2 separate regions of the Homo sapiens genome follow, and region 2 is linked to region 1. The links are chromatin contacts, found by Hi-C or POLR2A ChIA-PET in ENCODE. All regions are on one chromosome and are shown on one strand. The core of a region is the stretch at or near the end of the contact, and the rest is flanking DNA. Distances in the headings are between cores, read along the strand shown.

Region 1 (2,700 bases), core at 163-2,662:
ACATGTGCACACAGCCATCTACACAGATGTACTAACCCATGGTCATCCACTCGTGTTCCTCTACATACTTGTATATTTGGATACCTCTGAATGTTCTCATTGCTAAGTTTAGCTATGTATTTTTACATGGGCCTATTCATGTCGCTATTTTTCTATATCAACCACTTATACAAAACTCCCCACTCTGTCCAAAACATACAGACCAAAGTGACAGAACATGGACATTCACAACAAATAGGCTAATGGACAGCCTCAAGCTCTTTTGTTTCCACCAGTTGAGTTGTGTCCTGAGATTCAATTTATTTGTCCCAAACCTGAGAATAAAAATATTACAAATGAAATGCAACAAGAAATTTACTGCTCCTATGAAAATTTGGTTAAAAGTATTAAAATATTTTGACAATGGAAGTAATTAAAAATGTTTTTGAATTCGATGTGGGCAAGAAAATTGTTAAAGATTCGGGAGGAATATATTAACATTCTAGGAAGATTCTACACTCTTTAAAAGTGTCTCAGTTCTCATTCTATTTTAAAAAGTGGTTATAGTAGTTGATGAATTTCAGGTGTGGGAGATACAAGAAACACAGTGACAAGTTCTAGCAGTAGATCCTTTTCTAAAGACAAGGACTTGTAACAACCTGTATACCAAAAGATCAATTAAAAGATGCACATTTGTATGTTTTAAGTTAAAAAAATTTAAGGTGTGTATACATGTTTTAAGGACTCCCTGCTTTAACCACATTTTTCAATTAACCAGTTGCCTATTAGTCTGGACCTCATCATAGAAAAACTCTCCTAATACAGATAACTTACCTTGGTCCCATCCTACCAAGTGCTTGAGTCACCTTCTAAAAAGATGTACATGTTGCATGAAAGTATAAAATCAAAGCTGAGGTTTTAAGGAGGAACGGAAAAAACAAGGAGAGACCAATATAGCCAGTTTTATTCAGTTATGAGATTTGGGTCAGTTTAGTTTTCTAATGCCAAAGCAAAGAGACAAATTGACCGCAAGATTCATTGCATCCAAATTAAGAAAAAATAAAAAATGAAAAAGTGGTTGCTCAGGCAAAGCACAGCTTTTCCTGATATCAAGAAAAATCTGATAAAAAGTGGATCAATCTAGCAAAGTTGTTTGGATACTAACTATAGCTGAAATAAGGTACATTCATGAAATGTTTGAAAAACTAAAAAGAACTTCATTATATGGCAGTACTTCATCATAAATTTCCAACATAACCTTGTACTAATAGCAGCTCATTTACTGAGCACTTACCTTACCAGGAACAGGGTTCACGGCTTATGTGGATGATCTCATTTTGTCCTCACAGCATCCTCCTCACAGAGGGTGGGTGCTATTATTAGCACCATTTTAAAGAGGAGGAATCTGAGTCCCAGAGGCCAAGTAGTTGGGCCAAAGTTGTAGGGCTACCAAGCAGAAAACCAGCTCCAGCATGCTAAACCACTTTCCAGCACAAGGCTGAACTTTTCCCTTCTCAAGTATTTGCAGTTCGTGCTACTGAGCCTACTCCTTGGACAGCGTCCCTCAGCTGCTTTTGCTTGCAATCGTTCTCATACCCGACTACACACATATTAGAATTACCTGGGAAGCTTTAAAAAACAAGCCTTTTGGCTCCACCCTAAGTAGCTCTGATTCAATCCATCTGGGGAGGGACTTGGTATCAGTATTTTTTTTTAAGTCACCTTAGGTTGTTGACCATTGAAGGTGAGGTAAACACCTGTTTATACTTAACGATAAATGAAGATTTGCAAAATAAGTGTCCTGTCAAATACATTGGGGGCTGGTGTGATTGCACAATGGTCCATTGTGCTGCTGCTCTTGGCTGGCCCTATTTTGGGCAGCTCTAATGAGAGTTGATACACTTATAACACCTCACTTTGTCAGCTTTGTGGCTTCAGTCACAATTCCGTGTTAACACAAAAAGTTTCGTTGACATTACATTACATTAATTTGTGGTCAGCCTTGAAAGACTCTTCTGATTATTTTTGCTATGTAACAAATCATCTCAAAACCTAGCGGCAGGTAACACCACCATTTCATCATGCTCACAGATTCTATGGGTCAGAAACTTGGACATCGCAAGGCAGGTGTGGTTTATCTGTGCTCCACAGTGTAGCAGCTCCAGCTGACTTGATTGTACTGGGCAGGAATTATCTGGAGGCTTCTTCATTTATAGATCTTGCCTGGGCTGGAATGACTTGAAGGCTGGCTGCAGCTGAGACTGTCAACTTTAACACCTTACACCTGGGCTCTCCACACGGCATGGCCTCTTCCTCATACCTTCTGAGCCTCAGGATAGTTAGGCTTTTCACCTGGCAGCTTGGGGCTCTGGGAGTGAATGTTTATTCCACCTGACATCCATGGTCTTTTCAGCTTCTTGGTTTTTTCTGTCCCTACTTTGGACAATTATTTTGCATAATTTCTGCTGAACTGTAGTGGTTAAAAACAGTCACAAATTTCCTCAAGAGGAGGAGACCAAAAGCCCCACAAGTGCTTTTTAGCCTCAAGGATAAAATCCATTATTACGTTTCCTTCAAAGTATATAATTACCATCTTAATAACTGTTTAAATATTTATTGAATAAACTGGTAGAGCCAATTCATTATATAGTTTATAATGGTTTTTATACCTGTTGGAAGATAAATACAACTGTATTTAAAGTGCACTTTGCGGTTGGGCGC
Region 2 (2,700 bases), core at 3-2,502, 34 kb before region 1:
ACTTTCTAGAAATGTGCCCATTTTATCCAAGTTGTCATTATAATTAAAAGTTGTCTATAACATTCTGCTATCATTCTAGTCCTTCTGAAGTTGTTTTCTTGTGATTTGCCGATATTGTATCTATCCCTTTTTTCTTAATTTGTCAGAGACATCTAGATTTTAACTGCTTCAAAGAACAGAGGTAGTTTCATTAATTTTCCATATTCTTATGTTTTGTTAATTTTTGCTTTTATTTTTGTTATCTTCTTTTTCTGCTTTCTGGATTTATTTTTTCAATATTATTCTAAATCATTGATGATTACTTTATTAATTTTCATCCCTTCTGAAAGTCTATAAACTTCTCTCTGCACTATTTTATCTGTATTCCATGTTTTGATATATAGAATTTTTCATAATTGTTTAGTTCTAACGTTTTCTAATATCCATTTGAATGCTATTTTGATGTATTATTTAGAAGTTTGTTTTTAAATTTCTAAATATATGAGCTTTTTCATAATGTTTTCATCACTGGTTTTAAACTTTATTGTGATTAGAGAACGTGGCCCACATATTATGAAATATTTCTTTCATATTGGTTAACACTAGTTTTATAGTTTATTATGTGGCTCTTATATACTTATATGGTCAGTGTCACATGTGCTTAATTCTGTTGTCTCTAATTGTTTCATGCTTTATTCTACGTACAGCAATTAGTTCAAGTATGTTGTGGTCTTAACATTTTTTATGTATTACTGTTTTTTTGTGAGAAGATACGTTTTTGATTTTGTCTATTTAACTTCTGAATTGCCAAGCACTGTGTCTCAAAAGCACACACGATGATTCAGGAATCTCTGCTAATATTTACTATATACAATTTTGAATTGTGAAATTTGGTAGATGGTAATTTAGAGAGTTACTCTGTCATTATGTAGTCATCCTCTAACTCGAATTATGCTTTTTTACTTGAAGGTCTATTTTATCTGATAATAATATAGCCACAATATATTTTTTTACCCTTTTATTTAAAAATGTTTTGTGTCTTTAAGATTGCTGATGTATTTTGATTAATTCCTACCATCTTATTTTGTACTTTCCTTTCCAGCTTAATACAGTTTATAATTAATCTGTGTCTATTTGCACTTCCTACAAGGACTTTAGCATGCTTTAACTCTGAGCATGACCTTTCTGACTTAGTCTTGTTTTTGTTTCTCCAATTTCTCTGCGGTGAGCACGCCCTAAAGTGACCTCCTATGAGTCACGCCCTTGCACAATTTTCTCTGCTTAAGTGCGGACAGAACCTGTGCCCTGCTTCTAACCAATGAAATACGGCAAAGACAATGGGACATCACTCCCTTAAGTTATTTTATATGATAGAAGTGATAGGATGCCACTTTAATAATTACTTATCATATACATCCTGGAGAGAAATCCTTTTGGTGGCTTGAAGAAAATAGCTGTCATACTGTGAGAAGGTCTATGGGATGGGGTGGCCTGCCTGCAGCTGACAGCTAGCAAAAAGTCTGGGCCCTCAGTGTAGAGCTTAAAGGAAATTAATTCTGCTAACAACCTGAATGAGCTTGGAAGTGGATTCTTCCTCAGTGGCCATCCAGGTGAGAACACAGGCTGTGAGACCAGATCAGGGAACCCAATTAAACTGTGCCCAGACTCATGACACATGGAAACTTAAGGTCAATAAATTTGTATTGTTTTAAGCCACTAAATTTGTGGTACTTTGTTACACAGCAATAAAAAATTAATATACTCTAAAATTAGACATTATTATTGAGTATTATATTTAACATTTGTTTAGATTTACTCACATTTACCACTTTATTTTCGCTCACCCTTTCTTCTTGAACTCAGTTTTTCTGAAAGCATTTTCCTTATTTCTGAAATATATATTTTAGAAGCTCCTGTAGGGAAAAGATGTTTGTGAGGACTCTCTTGATCTTTTTTAATCTAAAAATGACATACAATTTTACAATTCTAGATATGTAGCTATAAGCATTTTTTCATGGATTTAATATGATCTCACAGTTTACTGGTTTCCATTGTTGTTGTTTAGAATTCAGCTATCACTGTAAATATTTCTTTGGAGGCAATGTTTTTCTCTCTGGATTTTTAAAAGTTCTTTTTCACTGGTGTTCTACAGTTCAGTGAAGACTGGGATTTGTTTTGCTTTCTAAATCTGAAGATTCATGTCATCTGGAATTCTGGAATTGCTCAGACATTTTCCCTCTGAAATTATCTCTCTTTCATTTCTCTGATATTTCTTTGTGGAATTCTGATTTGGATATATGTTGTATCTTACAAATATTTTTTATGTCTCTCTACTGCTTTTATACTCCCTCTGTTTCTCTGTGTTCTGTTAGAGCCAACTACTTCAGCTTTATAGTCTAGGTTTGTCATTCTATCTTCAGTCATGTCTAATAGGCTAAGCAGTATACCTATTGAATTTTTAATTTTAAGTACTGTAATTTTCATTTCTGAATGTCCTATTTTTAGTTTTTATTAGAACTGCCTAGTCATCTTTATAGTCACTTCTTCCTCATTCATGTATGTGACTTTCTTTTCCAACTTTATTCTTTTTCTTTAACTTTAAATACCAGTTTTGTAGTATAAATGTAACTAGTTCATTATCTAGGGCTGATTCTCTTGTTTATTGTTTCTACTGAAATTGACTCCTATTTCTTCTTTCATTTTGTAATTTTAGATTCTGGG

The links. Hi-C counts contacts between places; a loop is a spot of excess contacts on that map. ChIA-PET counts read pairs that join two places held with the same protein, here RNA polymerase II (POLR2A). Pooled maps may share reads with other maps.
Region 2: a loop to region 1 is called in a map of PC-9, with 4 times the contacts of the local background. The contact joins the enhancer-like site here to the promoter of LINC02888 in region 1. A Hi-C loop is called at or near these places in 8 of 168 maps with a recorded cell type or tissue (CD14-positive monocyte, Calu3, IMR-90 and 4 more), 11 of 37 single-sample maps with no recorded cell type and 8 of 50 pooled maps. POLR2A ChIA-PET finds 5 or more read pairs at or near these places in 5 of 52 experiments (GM12878, MCF 10A, PC-9 and 2 more).

Annotation. Positions count from the first base shown.
Region 1 is chr7:17,373,629-17,376,328 of GRCh38, reverse strand. LINC02888 (long intergenic non-protein coding RNA 2888) reads right to left here and starts at 1,412. Exons shown (of 3, transcript NR_110015.1): 1 at 1,274-1,412.
Region 2 is chr7:17,407,228-17,409,927 of GRCh38, reverse strand. All of the region lies in intron 1 of LINC02888 (long intergenic non-protein coding RNA 2888), which reads right to left. Among named protein-coding and RNA genes, the nearest start is that of LINC02888, 34 kb to the right of the region's middle. Within about 2 kb of position 1,252, at least 4 of the 41 ENCODE cell types and tissues checked have a DNase peak (open chromatin) inside an H3K27ac peak, as active enhancers do; they include CD14-positive monocyte, PC-3 and PC-9, where a contact is called at or near this core.